Regions from separate parts of the Homo sapiens genome. Here region 2 is linked to region 1. A link is an interaction called in ENCODE POLR2A ChIA-PET data of the cell type or tissue named here. Cell type or tissue: MCF 10A. All regions are shown on one strand. Links, peaks and the distances in the headings refer to the core of each region. The heading gives the core; the rest is flanking DNA.

The links. ChIA-PET counts read pairs that join two places held together with the same protein. Peaks named below come from ENCODE experiments on the same cell type or tissue, not always from the same donor. Only the 100,000 strongest peaks of a DNase experiment are listed, where the experiment ranks them.
Region 2: POLR2A ChIA-PET joins it to region 1 with 6 read pairs; 1 of 35 experiments calls an interaction of 5 or more read pairs at or near these places.

The regions. Positions count from the first base shown.
Region 1 is chr6:134,049,582-134,064,773 of GRCh38, reverse strand. SLC2A12 (solute carrier family 2 member 12) reads left to right here and starts at 12,150. Exons shown (of 5, transcript NM_145176.3): 1 at 12,150-12,396. The coding sequence starts at 12,294. RefSeq lists enhancers at 3,085-3,749, 3,750-4,414. In MCF 10A, for the core only: no CTCF peak of the experiment used is centred there; DNase peaks (open chromatin) are centred at 4,183 and 5,673.
Region 2 is chr6:135,264,677-135,279,868 of GRCh38, reverse strand. No RefSeq gene overlaps it. Among named protein-coding and RNA genes, the nearest start is that of MIR548A2, 33 kb to the right of the region's middle. RefSeq lists a silencer at 8,344-8,638 and an enhancer at 8,165-9,059. In MCF 10A, for the core only: no CTCF peak of the experiment used is centred there; DNase peaks (open chromatin) are centred at 8,638 and 8,988.

The DNA.
Region 1 (15,192 bases), core at 4,150-6,649:
TTCTTGTGAACCATCACAGGATAATGACAGCTCTAGATATTAAAAATTCCATTAAAATTTCTTCCCCGAGTGAATACCCTTCCATGTCCAGGGTAACCCCTAGTGGTGTATTCTGTGACACAGACTCTGCCTCCAATGTCAGCACAAAACAGAATAAAATAAGAATTCTGGACATAGTGAAAATATGAACCTGAAGAGGTCATTTATAACAAAAAACAAAAAAATCCAAGTGTCCTTGCTAAACAGAATTTGGGATCTGGGAAGCTGTGAAAAGTTGGTTGTTGGATGTGATGTGATAAGAAAGCAGTCTTAGATCAAAGACTTCAGTCTTTAAGATTCACATTTAGAAAGGAAGAATCTTAGAGTCAAAGAAAGGTCAGGCACGAGTGTAATGAATATAGTCAGGCTGGAAGAGTGTCTGGTCCTTCGATAAGAATGCCTCACTTATCTTCCTCTTTGTATCACCCTGCATTGCACCAGGCACATGGTAAGCATCCAATATTTGGACGGAGGGATAAGTTTCTAAATGAACGCCTGTGCTCCCTTCGCTCTAGGGCCCAAACACACCTGGGCAGGCGTAGATAGAGTGCAAACAAGCAGCTAATAAGTCACAAAAACTGCACAAAGCAGTTGACAGGAGCAGCTCTGAGGATTCAAGTGACTCTCTCTTTCCCTAATAGACTCTGTTACCAACTTGCAGGCTCCCTCTTCTGTCCATTGCACTGGAAGCCTGCTCTTCCCTCCATCTATCAAAAGGGGGCAGCAGACAAGAGAAAATTCAGGTTCGTGGCCTACTGTGAGCTGAGCAACCCCACTCCCACGAAGGACTTAACGCAGATTTCCCAAACTGTGTTCGTTTAAACGTTAGCAGGTTTTTTTTGGGGGGGGGGCAGGGGGGACAGGGAAATTAAGAATCCAAAATTTAAAAGTGCGAGGAAATCTACGCTAAAACTGTTTACACATGTATACAGCAAAATTTCTTAGACATGAAACTTTTTTTATGTCCTGAGAACAGCATATAATGTGAAGAATTTCTCAAAACTTTTTGAATGATGAAACAGCCTCCTCATTTTTTAATTCCACAGAATATCTATTAACATCTCAGTGGTCATACAAGCTCTGCAGAAGATGAGTTTGGAAGCTCTGTCCTAGCAAGTCCCGTCCTATTTTCATGCTGAAGCTGATTCTCTCAGCTTTCCAGTATCGGCTCTCTTTCCCAACAGGGAGAGAAGGATCGCAACTTTGACAAATGCCATTTCATGGAGTAGCCTCTCTGAAGATGGAGCTTGAAGAATGGAAATATACCTCAATCCTTTACACTTGCACTTTCTTCTCCTGGCAGCTATCTCACCACTCCTGGGAGGTAAGGGCAGCCCCCAGATTTTCACCTGGGAGTTAAAAGATCTCACCAGGGGGCTCCAGTTGTGTATGGGCCTCTATGAAATGCTGAGTCAGGCCATGCTATTGTAACTAGAGATGCCTGGACCTTTCTGGTTTTTCACCACTGTTTCAGTTGCCAGTCTCCTGTCATATGCTGCTTCTATCCTTATTTAGAAAGGGAGAGCATGGTTTGAATGGATAAACAAATGGACTAAGCATTAACTTGATTCTCTTCTACAGTTGCTGTTGCTGTTGCCTTGGTGAACGGTTCATATTTATATAGCACCTTAATAGTTTTTAAGATGTTTTCAAATACTTCAACTGATTTTCTCTTAACTAAAATCCTTTGAGAGAGTTTATGTTAGGGAATCTTTGCACTCTGGGTAACACTAGCTAAAAATGAATTTGTTGCTTGGCCTTTGGTTCATAGAACTGAAATAAGAAGAACTGTCTCGGGGAAAAAACAGAATAGCTCAGGAGAAACATGACATAGAAACTGATAAATAGATGGTCTTTTTTGAGTTCTGCCATTGGGAATGGCTGTTCTATTCGGGTGTAGTCTAATGCTACCTCTCAAGACTAACATTTTAGGGATAGAGTATCTAATTGTCATTGCAGGTAGAGAGTGGTAAACATTAATTGACAAGTACATCAAATCCGCATGCAATATGCAATCCCCCCTGCCCTGACCCTGATAAAAAAATTACAGGAATATTGCCAAGAGGAGAAAGCTTTGCTTCTGGGCAAGCAGTTGACAGCTTTGTATGAGGCAAGTATATGTCTCCCTGTGTTAGAGATGATGAAACTGGACCTAAAGGGATTATAAGACTTGCCCAAAGTCATGGATAATAAAGTTCCAACATTAGAATTTATATTCTCTTACTCCTGAACCAATATTTTTTCTCTTTCTCTTTTTTTTTTTTTTTTTTTTGACACAGGGTCTCACTCTGTTGCCCAGGCTGGAGTGCAGTGGTGCAATCTCGGCTCACTGCAACCTCTGTCTCCCAGGCTCAAGTGATCCTCCCACCTCAGCCTCCTGAGTAGCTGGAAATACAGGCATGCACCACCACAACTGGCTAATTTTTGTATTTTTTGTAGAGATGGGGTTTCACTATGTTGTCCAGGCTGATCTTGAACTCCTGGGCTCAAGTGATCCACTTACCTCAACCTCCTAAAATGCTGGGATTACAGGTGTGAGCCACTGTGCCCTGTCCCAGCATTTTTTCTATTATTACTATATACTTCTATGGAGTCCCTTGGATGCAGCAACAGCTATCATTTATTGCAGATGACTATGGTCAGATACTGTTCTAATTACTTTCTATATATTAATTCATTTAATCATCACAAGAAGCTTATGAGATGGCTGCTATTGTTGTCCTTATCTATTAGAAAAAAGGAAACTGAGGCATTAAAGAGGTTCTAGAGCTTGTAAGTGGTACAGCCAGAATTAGAACCAAGACTAGGCCTAGAACCTACTTTCAAAAGGATGCTGCAATGAAACAACATAAGGTTGATCAGAAGTTTGATTGTGTATACCCTTTTCTTCTTCCTCCTTTTCTCCTGGATTTCTTTAAATACATATTTAGTGAGCAACTCAAGGTTTCAGACACCATGCCAAACTCTGAAGGAGTATGAACAAGGTGATCACGACCTTGTGCTCATGGTGTTGACACACTAATAGGGAAAACAGATTAGTGAATTATCACAGCACTCTCTGTTTAATGCTCCGTCTGTGAGAGCAATATGTGCCCTGGGAGCAGAGAGGAGAGCACTTGGCCCAGCCCCGGGGGAGGGAAGGTCAGAGAAGACAGAAGTGCCTTGCAAATGGGGATGGATAGGGAGTGAGCGGGGATAGAAAAGAGGATATCAGTCAGTCCCTCAGCATAGAAGGGCAAGTGTAAAACACAGCCAGGGCCGGATGTGGTGGCTTATGCCTGTAGTCTTAGCATTCTGGGAGGCCGAGATGGGTGAATCACCTGAGGTCAGGAGTTCGAGACCAGCCTGGCCAACATGGTGAAACCCCGTCTCTATTAAAAATACAAAAAATTAGCCAGGTGTGGATGCGGTGGTGGGCACCTGTAATCCCAGCTACTTGGGAGGCTGAGGCAGAAGAATTGCTTGAATCCCAGACGCAGGGGTTGCAGTGAGCTGAGATTCCGCCATTGCACTCCAGCCTGGGCAACAAGAGTGAAACTTCGTCAAAAAACAAACAAACAAAAAACACCACAGCTAGGCCTCACAGAAAACCCAAAGCCAAGACCCTTGTCGTGGGGCCATAGAGTCCTGCTTCTGCTTCATTCTGTGAGTTTCCATTGTCCAGCACTCACGCTTCTTTTATTATGCATGTCCCTTTTGCTCCTGCTATTACAACTTCAGCTTTGGCCTGCTAGGGCCCAGACCTGAAGCCCCAGCTCATATGATCTATTGACACAAACATTCACTATGATGCCGGATACAGCAGCGTGGCCCTCTCAACTTCCATCCTGCCTTCCCTCCCACTGGAGAGATTGATTAGAAAGCTACATTTCCCAGGTTTCCTTGCAGTAGGGGTGTAGATATCAGTTAGATGCACCTGCACGAAGATGAATATGAAGGGAGTGTGTTTGTTTTCTTTTTGTTTTCCTCTTTGGGGAGTTTCTGCTATCCTAGGGAATCAGGCAGATACGAGATTTTCCTGAGGTGACATTCCAGTATCTATAGCTTCCTAGAGAATGCAGGTATGGGAGCAGAAATGGTCTGCTCTCTGGGTTTAAACAATGCATTCCTGAACTCATGGCTCCATTGGGCAGCTCAGATGTAGGAGCCCAGCTGATGAGTCAGCTCTGTATTATTCTGGGAGTCATTCCTGAATGCTTGGAATCTTTCAGGCTTTCCAGTGAAAATATAAGCACCCAATTCTCTGTGCTAAATTTCTTCCTACTTGAAGTTCCTGCACTGAACTACAATTGATATAACAACCCCTAACCTAATCAGAGAGAAAAAGGATCTGAAAGAGAGGACCCTAGCCTGTCCTATCGGCTCCCTGAGCATGAGACATCTACTCCTGGTTAATTTAATTTTGCTGGAGGCTGGTGGGGGACAGGAGCGGGTGGGGAGATGGGAACCACAATAAAGTGTGAGACAAGACTGTCTAAAAGAATATCAGGTCAAGGAGGCGATGATTGGCATCTCCACCATATAGTTCATGATGGGACCAGATTGCAGAGGTCGAGTCAGGAAGTGGCAAGAGATGGACCTGGAGGGATCAGCCCATGCAAGACCCTGTGGGGCATTTTAAGCCTCATGAAGAAATTTAGATCAACCCTAAGAACAACTAGAAGTTGGAGAAAAGTTTAAAACAACTGAAAGCCATTTAAGTATTTAGATTTTAGAAAAAATCTTGGCACCACTGTGGAGAATGGGCTTAGGAAAGCAAGAATGCCCACAGGAAGACCTGTTAGAGGCTATTGCAGCTCTTCCCGTGGGAGATTATAAGGTGGCCCGGATTTAGAGGGTGGTAATGGGGATGAGGAGGACTGAATGGAGGTACAAGGTTTTTAGTAAACATGGTCATCTGGAAAGAACTATACTTCTCCAACATATTCATAGGGGCAGAACCAAGTTTTGTGGGGCCTGATGTTTATAAAATTTGGGGGCTCTGTTTTAAAAAATAAGAATACAGGCCAGGTGCAGTGGCTCACACCTGTAATCCCAGCTTTTTGGGAGGCCGAGGCGGGCGGATCACGAGGTCAGGAGATCGAGACCATCCTGGCTAACATGGTGAAACCCTGTCTCTACTAAAAATACAAAAATTTGGCCGGGCATGGTGGCGGGTGACTGCAGTCCCAGCTACTTGGGAGGCTGAGGCAGGAAAATGGCGTGAACCTGGGAGCTGGCAGTAAGCCAAGATTACACCACTGCACTCCAGCCTGGGCGACAGAGTGAGACTCTGTCTCAAAAAAAAAAAAAAAAAAAGGTGAATATTTATTTTGATAAATTACAATTTTTAAAAAATTTAGACAGGGTCTATCTAGCTCTGCCACCCAGGCTGAGGTACAGTGGTGTGATCTCAGCTCAGTGGCATGAGCTCAGCTCACTGAAAACTCTGCCTCCCAGGCTCAGGCAATCCTACCTCAGCCTCCCAAGCAGCTGGGACTACAGACATGTGCCACCATGCCTAGCTAATTTTTGTATTTTTTGTAGAGAAAGAGTTTCACCATATTGTCCAGGCTGGTTTCAAACTCCTGGGCTCAAACGATCTGTCCGTCTTGGTCTCCCAAAGTGCTGGGATTACAGGCATGAGCTATCATGCCTGGCAGTAAATTACAAATGATAAAAAGCTGCCAAGCATTACAAAAATTGCATAATCCAGGAATTACCTGATACACTTCCATAATACTTTTTTCCCTTCATTTTTTGATTGCACACATTTTGATCTTTTTTTTGTAACACAATTTTTTTGTGACATTACTTTCTATATAAAGAAAATAAAAGAACCCAGTCTGTCCTCTAGCATGGCCCTCTGCCATGGCCCTGGGAGCTGTAGGACAAGTTCACACTGAGAGATAGCCTCTAGCCCTGTGCTTTTCCATCTTTGTGCCACGTGAGTGATAATGTGGGATATGCACGGCATGAGATGGCATAGTGAGGAGCAAGAGAATTCCTGGAAGTCTTTTCTATTCCAAGAGAGCTAGTGAGGGCTTAACTCTATATTAGTTAAGTGCTTGTGAACTATCCATGAGAAACCAAAACCAGGCCCAGTACAGTGGCTCACGCTTGTAATTCCAGCACTTTGGGAGGCCGAGGCAGGTGGATCACTTGAGGTCAGGAGTTTGAGAATGGCCTGGCCAACATGGTGAAACCTCATCTCTACTAAAAATACAAAAAAAAAAAAAAATTAGCTGGGCATGGTGGTGTGCACCTGTAATCTCAGCTACTCAGGAGGCTGAGGGAGGAGAACCACTTGAACCCGGGAGGCAGAGGTTGCAGTGAGCCAAGATTGTGCCACTGCACTCCAGCCTGAGTGACAGAGTGAGACTCTGTCTAAAAAAAAAAATACAAAAAAAAATTTTTTTTCTAACTTCACTGATCTTAAGTCAGATCCCAAATATTCCATGGCCACCCTTATGTCACATGACACAAAGGAAACAAGATGTTGCTGGCCAGGTGCAAAGCATTAGTGGTCTTAACTGATTGCAGTTATTTCATTTTAGCAAATTTTACAAAACATATCATTATATAAATGCATTGCTGGGTGCCTCCCAGGGTCTTGGAAGGGCTGGTGTGGGTGAGGGGCCCTGCAGCTTAAACTTCATTAGCTTCCTGATTAATCTGCTTCTGCACACATGAAAAAGGACTTATCTAGTTGAGTCTGGTGTCATTCCTAGTTCTTGGTTTAAAGCAACAGAAACCAACTCCAACTTGGAAACTGTAGTCAAGAATAACTCCCCAAATCCTGCTTTGAGCTAATCTAGCCACCCCTGAGCACATACCTAACAGTGTATATCTAGCAACTCTGACATTAAATATTTTGGCCAGAGCCACTGCCACCATCCTCACTGGAAGGTGGGGCCTGTAGATCCTGCTACTTTGTGCTACAGCTTCTGATGCAAAATCCAGGGTGCATGAACTGCTTGGCAGAGCCTGGTCCTAAGAGAAAAGGGAGTATCAGGCCTTTCCAGCTTCTGTTTAGGAGACAGGTTCTTCCTTGCAGAGGGGGATTCCCAACACAGGAAGGATCTTCTGATCCTGGGCAGCCTAGAAGAAAATAAAAGCCCGTGACAAGCTCTAACATGTCCACCTGAGCTGAAATATAATGAGTTCATCTTCAGAAGCTGAGCACAAGGTTTCGCATTTCAGTAAGCTTTCTGCTCCAGATTTTCCCTGAGTTATTCAGATTATTTAAACTTGGAAAGTAGTCATTTTCTGTGCAGTGCCCTCCTTATTGTCTGGCAAACAAGGGACATGTAATGAAAGCAGACCAGAGTTCCCAACCCAATAACTACTGCTTGTTGTCATGTATGATCAAGCAACTTTTTCTGACTTCATGGTATCAAAGGCAGGTTAATCTCAAGGAAAGGTTTAATCATTGAACAGCTTTTTGTTAATGCCCTCCATCCAAGGGTCATGGCAATCGGACTGAGAGAGATTTTTAAGTTAAAAATACTTTATTTGGAAAAATAGCTAATCAAAGGAAGAACAGTGCTCATTCCACGTAGCTGGGCAGTACAAAGACAGACATGGGCCAAACTAATAGATATGACATTGGTGTGATTTAAAGGGAGATGATAATTTGAACAGCCCCATCAGTTGCCCAAATGTACCTTTGAGCAAATTAGAAAAAGCTGCCCTTTCTTCAGGTTAGTATTGTCATATTCTGGAAGATTTGCTTTATAAATAAGCAAACTTCTGCTGTCTGCAAATGAGAATGACCCACTTAGAGTTGTACTGTGTCCAAATTGCACAATGGTATATGGCAGCCCTAAGTATGAAGAAGTTTTCTTCAAATTTATATTTATTATATATACAATCTGATAGAAGCATTAAGCAAACAACTTTTAAGACAGTACTTTTTACACATGATTTACCACCTCAACCTATTAGTTATTTTCAGTTGTTCCAAGTTTCCTTCCAGTCTCTACCAATAGGCGCATATATTTTAAGAAAGTATTGTAATAGTAATGAGTATGCAACTTTCTGTATGCCACTTTGATTCTCCCACTTAAAATAATTGGAAAAACATTTTCTTGCATTGCTACATTGTCTTTCTTTTAATGATTTATCACATGTTATAGCAAGTGAACATACCATAATAAATTTAACCACACTTACTTTGTAATTTGAGGAACTTTAATCAACATGTTATGAGTGATAATATTCTACACCTAAGGAAAGAAGTCATAATGAAAACTTTCAGATAGAGAAGTTATTTAGATAGTATAAACAGTGAAATAATAAACATCCTTCCAAACAATCATACCAAGATGAATATTTTATTGCAATTAGGCTAAACAAGAAGTGAATTTGTATTTGGAATTTTTTTGTTTGCATAAAGACCATATTTTCCCATTTGTGTTTACACTGTAATGAACCATTGTAGAAGGTGCATTCCACATCAATGTGCACTGCAGGGTGCACTGCAGGGAAACAATACGGTGTAGTGAAAAGCATTTGGGTTTTGGAATCAAATGGACTTGAACTGCTGTGCTCTGAAATGTTATGTTCTGCATAAAAAGACTTGTGCAAGAGTGCTCATAACAGTTTTATGTGTAATAGCAAAGAATTGGAAACAGCCCAGATGTCCATCAATAGGAAAATGGATAAACTGTGGTGTATTCACCCATATAACACTATTCAGCAATAAACAAAATGAACTACTAATATACATAAAAACATGGATGGATATCAAAACTATGCTCAGTGAAAGACTCCTTACACAAGGCTGCATTCTCTGTGGTTCCATTATATGAATTAAGGTTTAGAACAAGCAAAGGTAATCTATGTGGAAAAATATCAGAAAATTGGTTGCTTCTGGAGCTTTTTTGTCTTGAAAAAAAGAACCTAGTATTGAACTCTATTTAATAATATGCATTCTGAAGTATTTCAACTTACTTTGATATGTATAAAAACTAATACGGATCGACTGATGGATGGAAGAATTGTTATATATAGATGTGAATGAGCAAGCATGGTAAAATGTCGAGTGTAGGTTTTCCTGTGGGATTCAAATTTTTATAATTCAACATTGGAAAATGTTTTGATCTTAGAAATGTTTCATAAACTTCTCGGTTTCAGTTTCTGCAAAATGGAAGTAACGGTATTTACTTCACAAGGTTTTTGTGAAGCTTTTAAAAAATTGCCATGAAAATAGGCATGCTCTATGGTAGATGTTTACGAGCCCTGTGAAGCTGCTTGTCTTTCATCCCCTCTTCCCCGCTGTGCCAGTTTATAAGTCAGGATAGGTGTTTTTGGATTTGGTAGCATTGCCTATGAGCAGTGGTCCAAAGTGGTATGTAGCAAAATTATTGGGGTTATGAAGAATGAACTGTCTGCTGTCTGCTGATTATGAATTCCTTGAGTGGAGGAACAGATTTTAATAATGGAAGTGGCTCAAACTCCAGGGAAGATGGATAGCCTGTGGTTATACTTGGTCTAAAGGAATTGGCAGAAACAGAGAGGAAGGACAAAATGTCATAGGCAATCATCATATGGATTTTAATATTTAAAAACTAAATAGTTATTTAGTCACTAAAAGCTCTATTTGTGAGCACTCATTTATCTAACAAATATTTATTAAGTGTCTACTGCATGCCTGGCATTGTGTTAGGAGCTGGACGAATGTGCAAGATAGAAATAGGTGCCTGCCCTCTTGGAGCATACATTCTAGTGTTGCTAAAGTTTATTGGATTTACAGGGATCAGTCTGTCAGCCAGCAAATACTTACTGAGTATTTGCTGAGTGCCAGACACGCAGAATACTATAATAAACTAAACAAACATAGTCCATACTCTCATAGAGTTTGCAATCTAGCAGAAAAGGCAGATTTAATTGAATCACCGCATTTAACTGTATTAAATACATTATGGTGTGCAAAAGGCTGGGAAGGAGAAGTACAGGGTTCGTAACAGAATTGAGGCAGAGTTTCCCCCCTCTAGTCTGGGTGAAAAAAATTTTCTCCCCTAAACTTTTCTCTGAGTTAAGAGATTGAGGTAAGTACAAACAGAGCTTGAGATAGCCAGTGGCCCCGGTCAGGTCACCAGCAGAATAAAGAACAGAATTAGGAGCACCAGGAGGTGATGTTGTCAGTTGCATTGCTGAGCATTCTTTTTGACTCCTGGTTGGCTTACTATGCCTGTGGATCTCCTGTATGGTTTGGCTACACAAAACAGAGTGAGAACTGTTGAACTGCTTTTAACCATAGTAAAGTATTCTGGAATTAGTTTTGTCTTCTGTCTAGTCAAGCACTATAGCAAACACTCTAACACTCCCATGGGGCCAAGAAGCTGCTAGAAACACAGGTTGTGGGATCACGAAACAAAGCAATGATACAACTAACCCATTGCAAGAACATTTTCCCCCTAATGAGGTCATTGGTTCTGAGCAGAAAGAAGTTAGAAGCCAAGAGAATATAGAGAACTTATGGGAAACATATGTGTCTCACAGATAGAAACTGGGACTCCTATATAATTATAATGCACCCTGGGAACAAATAAAATGAGTTGTTTCAAACCATGGTTGCGTTACACATTCTTTAGTGGGGACACTGATGTGTGGGATTCTGAACTTCTCACCCTCTTAATCATAAGGGGCCTGGATTATGCCTGGAGGACTTCCATTTTCTAGCACTATCAGCAGACATACAACGGGTACATAATAAAGACTAGTTGAATTATTATAGGTTTGTTTCCATTTGCTACCTGTTTCCCTGAAAGATAAGAAAAATATAGAATTATTTAATGACAAGCAAAGGAAATGTACAAATAAGTGAATTTAGAACTTTGAAGTGATTCAGTTAAAATGTTGAAAAGAAGTAACAAAAATTTAGCTTCTGCTTATACAAGCACAAATTTGTTTTTCTGTCCAGAGAAATGCCTATGACTAAAAGCCATATTTCACGGCATCTTCTTAAAGTCGAGTAGGTCTGAAACCATAGGAAGCCAAGAAAATTAGAGAAGGACAAGGCTGGGAAGTTAGAATATAGGAGAGTTACAGCTTTAGACCTCCTGGATTCATAATCTCAGCTCTACCACTGATTAGCTGTGAGACTGTAGCCAAGTTACCCAACCTCCATTTCCTCTTCTATAATGTTGGTACCTGCCTCAAAGTCATCATCTGCGTTATTGCGCTTAGCACAATTTCTGGCACATAAGTGCTCCACACATGTTAGTTTTTATTCCAAATGATTTTTAAGATGATCTCAATTTCCTCTATAAGGCTTTTTTTTTTAATAAACATGATTTGTTGAATGAATAACTGAAGGTAAAATGTCATAACCCTGTAAGACTTTTTTATAAATATGTTCACAAATCAGAAAAAGATCCTCTCTCATGACCTGATTTTGTTTGAGATTACATGTCCACCACACGCACACAATGGGCCACTTAGTCTGGCCTCTCTGAGTGAGGAGTATCCTCCTCCTACCTACGCAAACATGAAACCTAACAGAGGATTCAGTGTTAATTTGTCTCTTAAAGACAATTCTGCATTAAGAAATGGATTACTTTGCTATAACCTCAGCATATAAAAAGTCTAAAGAATCTGTGCATTCTGAGTTTGTGTATTTTTGGTCTCAGGCTGTGATTTATCTGAAAGGCCTTGGAGAGAAAGATATAGGCCTTTACCTAGACCAAAATCAGGTTGAAACAATAAAGGTATTTTATGCTTTGTGTAAGCTGGTAAATACCATGACTTTTGGAATAACAGTCTTGCTGAAAAATTGACACACTTTTCCTTCTGGTATGTCTTTGCATAAATTGTTCCTCTTTCTGCAAGATTAACTGATACCATCTGTGAGTATTCTATCCCCACTCTCAGCTTGCATTTAAATCTGCATGTTTCCTTTCTCTGCCTCTTTTCAAAGGTGCTAGAATACAAGAGCTACCCTTAGCTAATGGCCAAACACTCCGTCTGAGTTCCCTTTCTTTTAACCCCTTGCTTCCAACTCTGCATCTAAAGGCAAAAACAATCCTCTGACTCACGGCCCTCCCCCTGCCTGTGATAGGCTGCTTGGAATAGCAACAGCCTGTGTCACCGAAAAGGGCAAAGCCTTCGGAAATAGAAACAAAGTTGGTCACAAATCACATTAGCTTTGCCCGAAGTTTTTCCCCACACTCTTCTTTAGCATGCTATTATGGGGAAAGTGACCACTCCTGGGAGCGGGGGTGGTCGGGGCGGTTTGGTGGCGGGGAAGCGGCTGTAACTTCTACGTGACCATGGTACCTGTTGAAAACACCGAGGGCCCCAGTCTGCTGAACCAGAAGGGGACAGCCGTGGAGACGGAGGGCAGCGGCAGCCGGCATCCTCCCTGGGCGAGAGGTAAAGTGAGCCTGCAGTGCTCGGGTGACCGCAGAGAAGCAAGCTGTACTCATCTCCCGAGTGTACTGTCTCTTGAGTCCCGTGTGTGTGTGTGTGTGTGTGTGTGTGTGTGTGTGTGTGTGTGTGTATGCGCGCGCGCGCATGTGGGCGCGCTGGATGAGTGGAGAGAAGGGGACAGGGTCTGGTGGGACGTGGGACAGCTCGGAGCTGTAATGTTGTGAAGATCGAAGTCTTGGTGGAACCTTATGTGCCAAGAAAATACAGGTTACACATCCACCACTGGTATGATGGGTCCCCTTGATTGTGTTTACATAATACAATGTATGGATGTTTTTCATATTGGAACGGTCCACTGGCAAAGATAGTCTCATTTGTAAACACACACAAGCACACGCTTGCTTACACTTTTTCATTTATTGTCACAAATGGACACTGTGTAACCAGTTGACATTATAACCACTGTTTTAAAAATCAGTATTTTAAACAGGCTTCATAAAATTATTAGTTATGTAATCAATGAGAACACAAACTTCCTTTTTAAATTCCCAGCACGTTTGTGATGAATTTGAGCGTTATTCAGAGCCTGAAACGCTTGCTTTGCTGGGTTCTGCCTTCTTTAAAACTGGCCTTGCAAACTGAGGTTTGTTTGCTATGATGACCTTCTGAAGGTGAAATTTGGAAAAGTTTTAATTCATTTAATGATCTTTGATAAATCAGAGGCTGGTCTTCACTTCCACATTTACAATTCCCACAAATACATTGTACGCTTTTTGCTGCCTCTTCCTGCTCATTTAGTTTGTGCTGCAAGGAATAGAAAGTAATTGTAATATGAAATGACAACAAACACAAAAAATCTTCTCTTTCCTACTACTTTCCTCAGCTGTGTATTCTTAATCAGATATTACATTCCCAAGCAGCATATAGAAATTTCATGCAAAATCCAATACACTAAATGATACAAAAGACATCTGCCTTTCTCTTGGGAATGGTCCTAATACTGACGTTTGCCTTGTGGGTTTGTCTGATCTTGGGGAATCGAACCTGTGACCCCTAACATCGAGGCATGAAGCGGCCCTCTTCAGGAGTGGAGAAGCCCTCCATCTTCCATGTCCTGATCTCTTCTCTTGCTTTCACACTTCTCGTCAAGAATGAGGCCGGGCGTGGTGGCTCATGCCTGTAATCTCAGCACTTTGGGAGGCCAAGGTGGGCAGATCACTTGAGGCCAGGAGTTCAAGACAAGCCTGGCCAACAGAGCGGAAACCCTATCTCTACTAAAAATACAGAAAAATAAAAAAATTAGCTGAGCATAGTGGCACATGCCTGTAATCTCAGCTACTCAGGAGGCTGAGGTACAAGAATCACTTGGAGGTTACAGTGAGCTGAGATCATGACACTGCACTCCAGCCTGGGTGACAGAGTGAAACTCTGTCTAACATAATAATAATAATAATAATAAAAGAATATCTGGGGTCATCTTTCAATATGGCCTGTCCTCTCCTATGCAGAAGTACCCTTTTCCCTAAGCGCTTGCTACTCATTGGCCCACAAGTTCCCTAAGAGCAGGCAAGGGAAACTTATATTTGGAGATAAAGGGAAAGAGTTGCAAAGTTCTTTTCTCCAAATTCCTGGGAACATGAGCTGCAGTCTAGACTGCAGAGCAAGCTGAGGTGGTGATGTTAACAAAAGGGCTCACTAAATACAGTCAGTGATAATGTCACAAAGAAGATGAAAAGAAACTGCCTAGGAAGAGCCTTTGTAGTAACCATTAAAAATGGACTGTTTATTTTGATATGGCTTTGAAGGTACAATGTGCTCTTAATAGCTTATATTGTACAAATTCACAATTATCCAGAAGAAAGATAATGTGTATTTACATTTGCAATAGTTGGTTACATGCACAAAATTCAACTTAAAGTGCAACTGTTTATGTTGTAAAGAAATAATAAATGAATAAGTACCATAAATTATCTTTCAAATTTAATTTTAAATTAACTTTCATTTTGTAGAAGAGAAAGCCTGAATGTTTCCTTAAAATGTCAGATGAATACAACTTTGATTTGTGCTATACATAATCTGCATTTAGATGAATGCAAACCTTTTATTTTCTACTTTTGTAAATTTTCTTAACTTATCTTAAACATCTTTTGGCACCCAAAAGCAATTATACATACATATGTATAAATGAATGCATAGTGCAGACTTGCTGTATGGTTTTCTTAAGTTACTTAAAGTCTCCATTCATTAATATTGGGATTGTATCTTCATCTATTTTATGAAGGTGTTGAGATTTAATGAGGTAATATTTGTCAAATACTCCTTTTGGCTTCTTCATATTTTCAACTTCCATAGTTTTCATTTAAGACATTCAGAGTATTTAAATTATGCTCAACAATTATCACAATATGTCTGCATTTGAAGGTAGCAAGCTTTTCTACATTCCTAGATGGAAAAATCAAAGCACAAAGAGGAATGAGTTATATAACTCAGGACAAGGTAATTAAATCATGTGAGATACTGAAAAACAAAACAAAACCAACCCCCTAAGGTCTGCAGTTGAACTCCCTTGATGCTATTGTGCACAGTGAAAAATTTTGGTAGGTCTTTCTTGACTAACCCTCTTTAACTGAAAAGAATGCTTTGTTCCAATGACTAGAAGCTAATGAACTTAATTCATTTTCAATAAGCTATGACTCAAAGTGGTTACATTTTTAGTAAATTTTTTCAGCTTTCATGGACATGTTCCAATCCATCTTAATATAGGACAGGATTAAGCTCAGTTTGAAATTCTGGTGCCTA
Region 2 (15,192 bases), core at 7,119-9,618, 1.2 Mb before region 1:
GTATTTTCTTTCTTTATCCTTACTATTGGAAACGGATCCTGTCTCGGAAGACCTAAGAGGTTTGTTGCTTGGGATTAAGTTTTAAAAGAAAAGCATCCAGCAGATCCCCAAACTGAGTAGCTCAAGGGAAACGTAAATGAGAGACCATGGAGGAGAAGCTTGTGTGGCCTCCTGCTTCCTCCACCAGAAGGTCCCCTTCCAGAGCTATTCCATGTCACAGTTGGGAAATCAGGTGGAGGGTGTGCCCAAAAACATGAGAACGAAGACCCTTCTTTCACACAAGTGACTTGTCCAGGACCACAGACACCCGTGGCAGCACCCTGCCTCCTCCTGCCAACTCCCGCTGTTTAGGGGACATTCTCACCTAAAGCGGCATCATCAAATCCTAATGCTGAAAAGTCCTGTATTTTCTCAACCTCCTACACAACTAAAACTGAATATCCCTCATAGAACACGGTCTATGTTCTGATAAATCCCACTTTAAAACCAGGTTATTATAGGCCGGGCACGATGGCTCACGCCTGTAATCTCAGCACTTTGGGAGGCCGAGGCGGGCGGATCACGAGGTCAGGAGTTCGAGACCAGTCTGGCCAACATAGTGAAACCCCGTCTCTACTAAAAATACTCAAAAAATTAGCCGGGCGTGGTGGTGTGCGCCTGTAATCCCAGCTACTCGGGAGGCTGAGGCAGGAGAGTCATGTGAACCCAGGAGGCGGAGGTTGCAGTGAGCCAAGATCGCGCCACTGCACTCCAGCCTGGGCGACAGAATGAGACTCTGTCTCAGAAAAAAGAAAAAAGAAAATTAAAAAAAAATAAAAAATAAAACCAGGTTATTACAAATGATGAGTTTGAATAAATGAGGGTAAAAGTAGGTAAAAAATGTAAACAAGGTGGCATCAGAGAGTCAGGAGAAATGACATTTCTATGCACACATGGCGGGAGGATGTTAGGTTTTTTTTTTTATTTTTATTTTACTTTAAGTTCCGGGATACATGTGCAGAACATGCAGGTTTGTTACATAGGTATACGTGTGCCATGGTGGTTTGCGGCACCCATCAACCTGTCATCTAGGTTTTAAGCCCCGCATACATTAGCTATTTGCCCTGATGCTCTCCCTCCTCTCGCCCTCCCCACCATTTATTTTCATTTTTTGACTATATTGACAACTGGATACAGATAGTGTGACTAGTTCTATTTACCTACCAGTAGCTGGAATTAAGGACTACTTTCCTAAATATATTTTTATAATTTAGGATCCTCAATAATTTTAACACTTAAATATGTGTTTTAATGTATGTGTATGTCAAAATGTGAATGTGTACACATTCACTTACTCAACAGCTTAATTGCTGAATGCCCGTTTGTTGACAGACACTTGAACCAGGAGCCTTGGCTCTTCTACTCTGTTTCACCTTGAAATTGTCATATATTTATTATGGCTGCTGTCACCCTACAGTGGCTGTCAGAGGAACTCCATACTCTACCAAACTTGAGCCTCATTAACAATCTTTAGTAGACAAAAAAAAGCATTATTCTCCCACTTTTAAAAACCAGTTACAAAGAAGTCAAATGACTAGACCAACAATTGATCAGAACCCAGGTGCCCTCTGCCCAGTGCTATGTTTTTCCAAACAGGAAAATTCTTTACTGACATCGAAGAAATGTGGAAATAAATTATAAGACAAGCCAATCTGTGTTCCCTGTGTAAGACACAACTATGAATTAGTAAGGCTAATTTAGATATATGTTTTTTGGAATCAACTTATGGTCTCTTCCTGTAGTCATTTATGTTTGTGTTTTTGCTGCAATTCTCTGTTTGTGTATTTTATTTTTAGGCAAGAATCTAAAATATGAAATCCCAACACAGGTCAAATAAGAGAATTTTTAAAAATATGTTTTATTTCAATAGCTTTTGGAGTACAAGTGGTTTTTGGTTACATGGATTAATTATATAGTGGTGAAGTCTGAGAGTTTAGTGTACCCATCACCCAGGTAGTGTACGTTGTACCCTATATATAGTTTTTTATCCCACATCCCTCCTCCCACCTTCCCCCTTCTGAGTCTCCAAAGACAATATATCACTGTATGTCCTTATGTCCTCATAGCTTAGCTCCCACTTTTAAGTGAGAACGTATGGTATTTGGTTTTCCATCCCTGAATTACTTCACTTAGAATCATGGCCTTCAGCACTATCCAAGTTGCTGCAAAAGACATTATTTTGTCCCTTTTTATGACTGAGTAGTATTCCATGGTGTATACATGCCACATTTTCTTTTTTTGTTGTTTTTTTTGTTTTGTTTTTGAGACAGTTTCACTCTTGTTGCCCAAGCTGGAATGCAATGGCACGATCTCGGCTCAGTGCAACCTCCGCCTCCCTGATTCAAGCGATTCTTCTACCTCAGCCTCCAGAGTAGCTGGGATTACAGGCGCCTGCCACCATGCCTGGCTAATTTTTTTTTTTTTTTTTTTTTTTGAATTTTTAGTAGAGACAAGGTTTCACCATGTTGGCCAGGCTGGTCTCGAACTCGACCTCAGGTGATTCACCCACCTTGGCCTCCCAAAGTGCTGAGATGACAGGTGTGAGCCACCGCGCCCAGCCCAACATGCCACATTTTCTTTATCCACTCATTGGTTGATGGTCACTTAGGTTGGTTCCATATCTTTGAAGCTGTGAATTGTGCTGCAATAAACGTGTGTGCATGTGTTTTTTCATTTAATTACTTATTTTCCTTTGGGTAGATAGCCAGTAGTGGGGTTGATGGTAGATCTACATTTAGTTCTTTAAGGAATCTCCATATTGTTATCCATACAGGTTGTACTAATTTACATTCTCACCAGCAGTGTAAAACTGTTACCTTTTCACCACATCCACGCCAACATCTATTGTTTTCTGACTTTAATGATGGCCATTCTTATCGCTTCTCAGCCTTTTGGCTAAGATCAAGTGTAATAATAGCCATTCTTGCAGGAGTAAGGTAATATCTCATTGTGGTTTTAATTTACATTTCCCTGATGTTTAGTGATGTTGAGCATTTATTTATGTTTCCCGGCAATTTGTATATCTTCTTTTGAGAAATGTTTATTTATGTCATTTGCCTACTTTTTGATGGGATTTTTTTTTCTTGCTGATTTGTTTGAGTTCTTATAGATTCTGGATACTAGTCCTTCGTTAGGTGCATAATTTGCAAATATTTCCTCCCATTCTGTGCATTGTTTACTCTGATGATTATTTCTTTTGCTGTGCAGAAGCTTTTTAATTTAATCAGGTCCTATTTATTTTTGTTTTGCTGCATTTGCTTTTGGGGTTTGAGTCATGAATTCTTTGCTTAGGCCAATGTCCAGAAGAGTTTTTCCAACATTATCTTCTATAATTTTTATGGTTTCAGGTCTTAGATTTAAATCTTTGATCCACCTTGAGTAGATTTTTGTATAAGGTGAGAGATATGGATCCAGTTTCATTCTTCTACACGTGGCTATCCAGTTTTTCCAGCACCATTTATGAAACAGGGTGTCCTTTCCACAGTTTATGTTTTTGTATCAAGTAAGAGCATTTAAGTTTTATGTTTTGTAAATGGGAAAAAGAGATATGCAGAAAAGACCAGAATTCCTTTTTCGAAAACTTTTTATGAGCCAAACAAAACACAATCATTTAATGCATTGTATATTCAAATCCAATAGTTATTGTTCAAATGCAAATAAATTGTGTTTTCTATTAAGGGGTAATATATTTCCGTTTGACCTAAGGCTTCTTTAGATCAACTCACCAGGCTGGAAGTACCACAGACCACTTCATGAAATGCAAGCCTGACCATACCACAGCCTCCTTAAAACTCCACACTGAAGCCCCATCCATTATCCTAAATCCATTGAGATCTTCCTGTTTGCCTAGAATAATTCCTATACATCTATCTTTGTGCCCTCTGATACCACAAATGAAATTCAGTCACCTTGGAAGTGACAGAAAAATTAAGAAACTTGGTTGATACCTGTAAAAGTCCAAGTATCGTTTACAGCCATACCACCCTGAACGTGCCCGATCTCAGCTGAAAAAGTACAAGCAGCTCAGCAGTGTGGACAAAAGCCTCCAGGATCCACTCCTGTGGCTTTTCCAGGTTCATTGGCTTGCTGTGGAAGTCCTCTGCTCACATGGCAGCAGGACCATACTACTTCCCTCCGATGACCATTGACACTCCAAGCCTTTGAGTTCTTGCTACTTGAAAACAGTTTTTTCCCAGTGCCTTTCCTGGGTATTACCATTCTGGTTTCATCTCAAATGTCACATGCACTAAGATTCCTTTCCTGATCTGTTAACGTTGGGTGAGTTACCTCCCAGTGTTCTCATTATGCCCTACACCTAATGCCTATCAAGACATTAGCACAGAACATTGAAACTGACATACCTATAGATTGTGAGCTCACGAAAGTTAGAAATGCTATCATGCACATCTTTGTATGCATGACACCAGCCACTGACTTGGCACACAGTAGGAGGCTGAAAATGCTGTTCGGACCTGGGTGTGGATCACAATAGAAAGGCTGAAATAACAATCTACTAATATTCTCCATCTATCAATCAACATGTATTATTCAATATATCTTTTCTGCCTGAGACAATTCTTATAATTGCTCAGTATCACAGAATGTTCTCAAATGGAATATAATCTTTTTAAAATTCTAAATGCCCAGCAAGAATAGGGAATTTATGGAGAAATCTAAAAGTATTTCATTAGTCATTCTACCATAGCTTCCCGTGGTCACAGCTGTCTTCTTTCTTTTTTCATTCTCTCTTCCCTATATCACACTCTCTTTTTTTCTCATTTCTGGCTCCCTTTTTTCTTCTTCTCTGCCTGACTTCAGCCAGTAGCATTCACTGAACTCAAAATTTAACCATTAACACGACTACTGATCACTGTCTCAGTCTGCTCCTGATGCTGGGGAATCCCAGACGGCAGTCCCTTCCACGCTGTGAACTTAGAGACCTTCACTCATGCCTGAAGTGCATGCTGAGTAACTTTTTATTTACATAAAGACACAATCTTAAAATGTGGGATGTAATCTTCCTTTTATGTCTTTAACTTTTTTTATTGAGGCAAATTAGCCAGAAGGTTAAATCTGCTTTGCATCATATTTTGCATTCTCATTCATTTGTGGGTAAATAGCCCTCAAAAGACTTCTAAAAATTTGTATATCTAAACATTGTTGCCTGTGAATCTGATATCTCGGTCACTTTTTTATTTACAATTTCAATAGTTATCTGAGAGAAAAGATTCCTAGATTCATAAACAAAAGTCCAGAGCATCACTGTGGCTGAGTCTGATCATCCAACGATAAGGATTCACAGTTCCTTGGGTTAGTCTTCGTGCCATTAAGTGAACCTAGTCCTTTGCATCACCCATATTTTTATAATCTAAAAAAAAAAATCTAAAAGCTTCGAACAACTCTTTGTTCAACAAGCAAGCCCAATATCCAGCCCAGCCAGCAGTGTTGACATTAGAAGTTTTGGCCAGATGTAGTGGCTCACGCCTGTAATGCCAACACTTTGGGCGGCAGAGGCAGGCAGATCACGAGGTCAGGAGTTCGAGACCAGCCTGACCAACATGGTGAAACCCCATCTCTACCAAAAATACAAAAATTAGCCAGGCATGGTGGCATGCACCTGTAGTCCCAGCTACTCAGGAGGCTGAGGCAGGAGAATCACTTGAACCCAGGAGGCAGAGGTTACCATGAGATCACACCACTGCACTCCAGCCTGGGCGACAGAGCGAGACTCCATCTAAAAAAAAAAAAAAAAAAAAAAAAAGTTTCAAGAGCACCCTGATGACCACGAGGCAGAGGTGTAGAAGTCACGCTTATACTGACTGGATGGAGGAAAGACATGGAACTCAACGTCCTCTGGCACTAGTTTAGTTCAGCCTCATCTGCTCATGGTCAGGGCACTGTCACTCGGGTTTCTATGTGACTGACAGCAATGCTGCTGAACACCTTTAATTTACTCTTGATGTGCTTTCAACTTTTGAGTTTATACTCCTTCTGAGGATTTGTGTAACTATACTTCTAAGTATCAATGTTAGTCTGGTCAGCTCCTTAAGAATGGAGGCCATTGTGGGTAACCTCACTATGGCACCCACTCTGTCTACACAGCCAGAGAAATGTAATTTTGGCATTTATCATATTAAATAAATCACTCTTAGCCAAGCGTGGTGGCTCTCGCCTGTAATCCCAGCACTTTGGGAGGCCGAGGCAGGTGGATTACTTGAGGCTAGGAATTCGAGACCAGCCTGGCCAACATGGCAAAACCCCGTCTCTACTAAAAATACAAAAATCAGCCAGGTGCAGTGGCGAGCATCTGTCATCCCAGCTACTCAGGAGGCTGAGGCAGGAGAATTGCTTAAACCCAGGAGGTGGAGGTTGCAGTGAGCCGAGACCGCACCACTGCATTCCAGCCTGGGCAACAGAGGGTGACTCTGTCTCAAAAAATATATATAATAAAATAAAATAAAATAAAATAATATAAATAAATTACTCTTAGTGATACCACATCACTCTGCTTAAAAATTTATTTAACCACTTTAGTAGGCTGCAGCTATTAAGTTCACAAAATAATTGCCATTATTCCAATTTACTTTGTTCTATGTACAGAGTCATAATTTATCAGGAAAAGAAAAAGTGTTTATTGTTATAATTATTCATAATTATAGACTAATTTTAATAATAGCTAGCATCTGCTGAGCACACACTAGGTAAACTAGGATTCTTGTTAGGAAATGTGCACTATCTCATTTAATATTCAGAATAAACTTACAAGGTAGATATTACTACTTCCATTTGAAAACAAAACAAAAACCCTAAAGCTCAGAAAGGTTAAACAGTGTGTCTGAGATCACACAGCTTTTAAGTTGGGGTGTCAGGATCAGATTTCTGGGATGTCTGACTCCAAAATTCCCCTCTTAATCATTAGGTTACTGCCCTTGAGTGTGCCAAACTATACACTGTATTTCTTTTAAAATGAACTAGCTTCTTTTAAATGCTTCTTCCACTCACAGTTGACAAAAAGTAACTTTTTATTATTAAAAAATGAGTAAGATCCAGACCAGGCTACACAACATAGTGAGACCTCGTCTCCACAAAAAATAAGAAATAAAATAGCCAGGTGTGGTGGCAGACACCTGTAGTTCCAGATTCTTGGGAGGCTGAGGTGGGAGGATTGCTTGAGCCCAGGAGAATAAGGCTGAAGTGAACCATGATCGCACCACTGCACCCCAGCCTGGGTAACAGTGAGACCCTGTCTCTAAAAAAAAAAAGAAAGAAAGAAAAAGAAAAACAGTGAAGCAAGCTAAACATTTAGTATTTTCCAAATTTCTAATACCTTTTACAAAACAATCTTCAACAAAATAGGTTGATCAAAATGATCTCATGGTTGCATATTGCTCTGGAAATATTTATATATTTACATCAACCTTTAACATTTAGGCCAGGCACAGTGGCTCACACCTGTAATCCTAACAGTTTGGGAGGCCAAAGCGGGGTGATCGCTTAAGCCCAGGAGTTTGAGACCAGCCTGGGCAACATGGTTGAAACCCTGTCTCTACAAAAAAATACAAAAAAATTAGCCAGGCATAGTGGCATGTGCCTGTGGTCCCAGCTACTTGGGAGGCTGAAATGGGAGGATCGCTTGGAGCCTAGAAGGTCGAGGCTGCCGTGACCTGTGATTGTGCTACTGTACTCCAGCCTGGGTAACAAAGAAAAAAACAAAAACAAAAAAACCTTTAACGTTTAAGTAAACTTTTTTTTTTCTTCGAAATTTATGTGATACAGAGAAGTTATCCTAGTCCAAAAAGAATGGTGAATAGAAGACCATCCCCAATGCGTTCCACACCCTTGTAAGAATTATGACTATTAGGGTTGCTTTGGGATGAAAGGAGAGGTCCTTGTGGAAGATCTTCCTTCTTGGCATGTTCTCTCACTGTCCTAAGGAGACGGAGATGGCCCTTTGTCACTCGCAGCCCTTGTTGCACCATAAACAGCCTCATCGTAGGTGTTAATTTGCTGTCTGTCACATGATAATGTGTTTTCACATCTATTCCCAGTGCTTACCTTAGTGCTGGCACATAGTAGGCACATTCAATAAATAAAGAGCAGAGGCAGATCTAGGCCCACAGGCTTATTTTCTATCTATCAATAACCGATCTGAGGAGGAATCGTATGGAGGGATATTAACATATGGAAAATATGCAGTAGGATCACATCATCCCACATTGGCCCTGTGTCTATTTCTATTTCCTAGAGGAAATCTATTTCCACTCCTCCCCGCTTTCCACCTCCCTCCTCTCTTAGCCTGTACCCCCGCCCCTCTGCCCTGGGCTCAGCTGCAAGGTGTCTTTTTAATTCTTACATTCTCTTTATTTACATCAAAATTGTTTGCAGAGCCCCACACCTTCTGGCTTCCAGCTGGTAGAAGGTGCAAACAAAAGCAAGACAAACACACACTGCATCTGTACCTTGAAACAGCCTCAATTCCAGGTGGTTGAAGGGACTCCCTGGGGCACCTGGAATTCAGGTGGGGCCAGAGCAGTGTTTCAAGTCAAGCCTGCCTGTAATTCCCCTTTCCTCTTTGCTGCCAGGCAGTGCAGAGCTGGGCGTACAGAGCCGATTGCTCAAGCTCTCTCAGGTGTGTGTATCTGGGTGTGTGCAGCAATGAAGGGCAGGCCAGTGCCCCGAAACTTAGCCCTTGGCTTCACCAAGGCGGCTGTGAGCCAAGGTCAGGTTTCTGCGTCTGTTTCCTAAAAATCATATTCCTCCTGGACTAAAGGGGAAAATTCTTCTCCCTGTGGTTGTTCTTCTGAACTGTGGTACCAAATCTCTAGAGCCTGCCTTTTGGGAACTGAAGCAGGTAGTGAGGAATTCCTGCTCCAGCCATTCTGAGGCCAGGGAGGGGGCCCCGCCCCCGCTTCCTCCACAATATGTTCCAGTTTTCCCTGTCACTGATTGCTCCTGGTTACCTTGTGGTGCCAATGGATGTAAAGGCATGTCAACACTGCCATTACAAGCTTTTCTTGTCAATGATTCATAACATTAGGACAAATAATCATCTGGCCTTAATCCCGGCAGGCAGAAAAAGTACAGCAGAGTTAACAGGAAGGTAACGTATGCAAGTAGTTGAGTATTTGCTAATTATTTCCTGACCCAGCGAACCCAATAGACTGTAGCAACAATTTTTCACCCTGTGGTGTTTAAACTTTCATAAGTAGAAAACGGACCTGGATCAGAAAGAAGGGAGATGGGCTTAAAAAAGAGAGTCTTTTGGTGTCTGACTTGAGTACTTTTTTTTTTTTGAGTCAGTCTCGCTCTGTTGCCCAGGCTGCAGTACAGTGATGCGATCTCCACTCACTGCAACCTCCGCCTCCTGGGTTCGGGCAATTCTCCTGCCTCAGCCTCCTGAGTAGCTGGGATTACAGGTGCGCACCACCACGCCCAGCTAATTGTTCTTGTTTTTGTTTTTGGTTTGTATTTTTAGTAGAGATGGGGTTTCACTATGTTGGTCAGGCTGGTCTCAAACTCCTGACCTCAGGTGATCCGCCTGCCTCGGACTCCCAAAGTACTTGGATTACAGGTGTTAGCCACTGCACCGGGGCTGACTTGTTTCTTTTGGCCAAAAAAATTAAGAAAGCTTTATGAAACCTTGTACAAGGTGTCCTGTTTTCCTCTTAATTCTTCCAAAATTCTTTTCTTTAAAGTTCAGTTTTAAACATTGGCAAATCAAGTAAGAAGGAAGCCCATTTCCTTATGGCACAGCTCAATACTCAATAAGAGATACAGGATGAAAACCAAGAATCTTCATTCCCAGCTCTATAGGAAAAAAATTAATACGATTTATGCAAAACTTCAAAGGAAGCCCCTCCCTCCACACACCTCCCATTTGTGTAGGTGTTTCCTTCATCCCCCTACCACCAGTGTGGGTTTTTAGGTGAGCATAATTGTGCTTTTGTCTTGGACTTGGCTCACCCCACTACACTCAACTCCCAGAGCCCCTGGCCTGGAGCCCAGGGTGGGGCTTTGCCCTCAGTACTGTAAACAATCATAATTACCTTTACAAACTTAAAAAAAAAATTTTCAAGGCCAAGAATATAGAGCATACTATAACCCCTTGTGCATGAATCTGTTAGAATGTGCGTGGTGTCTCCCTCATAAAATGGCCAAAGGGAAAAGAAAATCAGCAGCTCTCAGTGTCCCCATGGGCCTCTCTGGGCCTGGGAGTTCTCTGCTTCCAGCTTGTAGTGGTGACAGCAGTACAAGTGAAAGGGATAAATATTGAAGCAGAACTTAAAGAGATCTTCTTACCATTCATGCAGCTTCTGTGAATTGGATGGAAGCAGAGGCTTGGTGTAGATATGCCTACCCTAGACTCCGACGGGGAGGAGGTGCGTCTCCTGACCTCGGCTTGTAGCATGTCTGAGGCTACTCCTTACAGTATCTCTGTCTGGTTGACAGCACCTATTGTTCTGATGAAGTTGACCTGCATCCAAGCGTCTGCCTCATTTTGATTACCACCATGGTGCCAAGGCTATGATTCCCACATAATCCTGGTAGTTTATTTCATGCACAATCACTAACAGGTGTGATCTATGTCTAAGATCAAAACAATTCATGAAAATTCAAAATTTTTAAATTCAATCACTTTTGGCCACACAGTTTTATCAAGATTCATACAAAAGGTTTGATTTATCAATGAGATGGATTGCTTTCCAGGCCACAGAGTTCCTTTGATTATTTTACTGCCAGGTTAACAGGTGTGAGTATGGAGACCTGAACATCTAGACAGATGCCTTCAACCTCGCATGGACTCATTTCAAAGGCCATGTCAAAGCCAAAGACATAGAATGGGGAGCTCCCTGGCTGGGCAAGTGTGATGATTTTACTAAGCCTCTTTAAGGAAGTATCAGAGTTGTGTACATGTCATTTTTTCCATTCAGAAGCCAAAACACTGCTCCATGGCTGTGAGTTATTGAGCTCATGCTCTGTGCTTGTGTTACGGTATGTTTCGGGCATGTTCATCATCAAGAATGGTCATCTGTAGTGTTCCTTGTGCTGAGAGAAGGTGATTTACAATGCAGCTACCAGAATGAGAAGCCATGGGATCCACACTACTAACACTTCATTAACAAGCTCTTGGTTGGGCACTGTGGCTCACACCTGTAATCCCAACACATTGAGAAGCAAGACAGGAGGATCGCTTGAGGTCAAGAGTTGGAAGCCAGCCTGGGCAATATACAGACACCCCCATCCCTACAAAAGTTAAATTACAAATAAAGTAAATTAGCTGGGCATGGTGGTACATGCCTGTAGTCCCAGCTACTCAGGGGGGCTGAGGTGGGAGGGTCACTTGAGCTCGGGAGGTCAGGGCTGCAGTGAGCCCTGATTGCATCACTGCAGTCTAGCCTGGGCAACACAGCAAGACCCTGTCTCTAAAAAAAGTAATACATATATTTTTAAAGCAAGCTCTTTGCCTTGCCTCAGGACCCTGCTGAGGAGCACCTCCGCCCCCACCCCAACAGCTCTGGGGCCTTCCCTTGAAGTGCTAGCTTATAATCACCAGTTACCAACTTCCCTTCTCTCCCTAGGAGGGCTCAGTGTTTAGGAGGTTATTCCTCCCTTGTGCTTAGCTTCTTTCCAAATGTTTAACTCTTGTGATGGTCCTGAGAGCCATTCCTGCAGTACTCACAGTTTTTGCTTCTTCCTTTAATAAAGATTGCCCACATCCCAGTGTAATCTCCCAATTCATTCCTCCATCAACGCTCCCTCAAAACCACCAGAGAGAGAGCATTCTCCCTATAGTCCTGTCTGTCTGGTCTCCACACAAATGCAACCACTTGGGTGGGGGACTCCCCAGTGGCAAATGTCCTTGCACACAACTATGAAAAGTAACCCAGGTGAGATGCAATGGGAATCCTGGGGGAAACACAACCGAACCAGCTCAGGACCAGTGAAGCTGCCCAGTTCTCTGTCTTTGGAGGTTTTTAAACTAGGCCGCACGATGTTGTCTCCTCTCTACTGCTTGCTACCATCTAAAATAATTTGTTTAATGGTAATCCAAAAAAAAAAAAAAAAAGCTGAGGGCATAAAGGGATTGGTTTTCTGGGACAGGTAGCTTAAGACTTAACACCCAGAGAGTTCAACTTGTAACGCATCCCATTCCAGAGGCACATTCGTCACATGCTGTCTCCATCTATCTATTGATTAAAAAAATAAGACATGCCCCAGCCTTGGCTTCAAAGCTGGAGAGACCTAGCAATATTTTTTTAAAACTTTTTCTCTGACATCGTGTCATTCCTTCTTTTGTTGCAGGTGGCATTAGTTCGAAGTACAGTTCCCATGCCTTTGGGCTGAATGCTTAGAACCTACAGAGGGGTATGAACTGTTTTCTAAACCATGAGACTGGTCTCTTTGGCTCATCTAGGCAAAAAAAGGGTTAAGTCCTCTGGGTAAAACATTGTCAATCACTAGTGGCTGCCACCAAGATGAAAAACAAGCTGCACCTGTACACAGGCAATTTAAGAGATTCTGGTCAGCTATTTTTCTCTGGTGCTTTGTTCTGCCAGCTGCCTCTGTGCTTTGGATGCAGGTGGAAGCATGGACTTTGCTATCTATAAAAAAATTTAATGGTGAAGATCAACTTCCGCTTCACCTCCCCAGGGATCAAAGTTTTGGGGCTTTTTTTTTTCTTTTTCCTGAAAGACTGGTAGAGCAACGCCTAGACAATGGGTAAGTTGTTGAGGCTCCCCTTCTCCCCACACAAGTAGCAGGAGATCTTTGACAGATTCTATTTTTTTTTCTTCCCAATTTGAAGGAAATAAAGGAAATGTGGAGATGCATGTCAAGCATTTGCCAAAAGGAGGGCTGGAGAATGACAGCTGGGAGCCTGGGTCACCATCGCAGCCTGCTGCACGTAGGGCAGGTGGCAACGACGTGGATAGGACAGGCTCTCTGCCTGCGAGTGTGAGACACACGCTTACTATACAGCATCCTCTGTGGAAGGGAGGGTGTCATACAAGTTATATACATGACCAGATGACTTTCCATGACACAACGGATGACCATTAAGGTGTGTAGGAAGGAAAGAAGCTTAAAAACCCGATGCTCTGGCTTAACAAGAAGCTCTAAGTAAATGTGCCTCACCAATGACATTATCAAAGTTTTTGAACTCACTCAACAAATGAGTACAAAAAGATGTATCATCTATCATGTACCAGGCACTACATTAGTTATTGGACTAATGGTGACTGTTATGGGCTGAATTACATGTTCTCTGAAATTCATATATTGAAGCCCTAACCCTTAGAACCTCAGAATGTGACCATATCTGGAGATAGGACCTTTAGAAACATGATTAAGGCCTGGGCGCAGTGGCTCAGCACTTAGGGAGGCCAAGGCAAGAGGATCACTTGAGGCCAGGAGTTTAAAACCAGCCTAGGCAACACAGTGAGACCCTGTCTCTGCAAAAAATTTAAAAATTAGCCAGATGTGGTGATGCACACCTGTAGTCCCAGCTACTCAGGAGGTTGGAGTGGGAAGATCACTTGTGCCCAGGAGTTCAAGGTTGCAGTGAGCCATAGTTGCACCACTGCACTCCAGTCTGGGTGACAGAGCGAGACCATGTCTCTAAAATAATAAAAATAATAATAAAATTTTTAAGGCTATTAAGTTAAAATAAGGTTGTTAGCATGGGCCCTAATCCAACTGACTGGTGTCCTTTTAAGAAGAGGAAATTTTACGGACAAGAACACTCAAAGGCTCGTGCACTGAGGAAAGACCATGTAAGGACACAGAAAGAAGGCGGCCACCTACAAGCCAAGGAGAGAGGCCTCAGCACAAACCAAACCTGCCAACACCTTGATCTTGGCCTTCCAGCCCCCAGAACTATGAGAACTGTGAGAAAATAAATTTCTGTTGCTTAGGCCACTTAGTGTGTGATATTTTATATGGTAGCCCTAGCAAACCAATAGAACAGTGAACAAGGCAAGGTCCTTGTTCTTGCTGAACTTAAAATCTATTAAGGAATTCAAAATCTCGTGCCCACTTAAGCAAAGGAGAAAGGGAGGTAACTAGAGACACTTGTAAACACTACTGAGACAGCCAGAGTTAGTAAGAGAAGCAGGCCCGGGACTTCCAGCTAATCTTTGGACGTATTTCATTACGGGGCATGTGGCCATTACCCAGGATATTTGAATCAAGGGTTAAACAGTATTATCACTCTGCTTCAACAAGAGAAAGCAAGAAATCCTGCACTGATCATGTGAGGGGGAGGGAGGAAATCTAGCAGATCTCACCTAAAAGGGCAAATGGAAAAGAACTGTGTGGCTCAATGCACATCACAAATGTGTGGGCTTCAACATGACCACTAGAGGCAAAGGAAATTTGTATATTTTTATAATCGCCACACAGGTGCTTATTTTAGATTGTTTTCTTGAAAGTTGTTAGTTATTTCTTTTTAACCTCACTACCCTATAGACTGACTCCCTCAAGGGAGGCGTAACATAAGATAAAAATATAGAAGTTTCTATTTGGAGCTCAACAGGTTAAAACAGAGCTGAAAATAGCTCCTGGGCATGTCTTTTTTTTTTTTTTTTTTTTGAGACGGATCTCGGCTCACTGCAAGCTCCGCCTCCCGGGTTCACGCCATTCTCCTGCCTCAGCCTCCCAAGTAGCTGGGACTACAGGCGCCCGCCACTACGCCCGGCTAATTTTTTGTATTTTTAGTAGAGACGGGGTTTCACCGTTTTAGCCAGGATGGTCTCGATCTCCTGACCTCGTGATCCGCCTGCCTCGGCCTCCCAAAGTGCTGGGATTACAGGCGTGAGCCACCGTGCCCGGCCCTCCTGGGCATGTCTTAGGGTTGGCTGACTATTTAATCCTCTGATATGTAAGAGAAATTGATGTGTTCTCCTCTGAATAGCCACTGTATCTGTCATGAAGCTTACTGTCCTTGGGATTTTTCAGCATGGTCATTGGGGGAACTGAGCTTTGTGTTCCCAAAGAAAAATACGAAGCTCTTCTACGCCTACCAGATAAACTGTGATGAAGTGTGTAATTCCTGTTGTGTGGCTGGTATGCTCCATGCATGATTCAGATATTGAGATTCTGTCCAGACAGGCGAGGACCCCTGCGCGTGTAGGCATGGAGGTGGGTAGGGTCTCC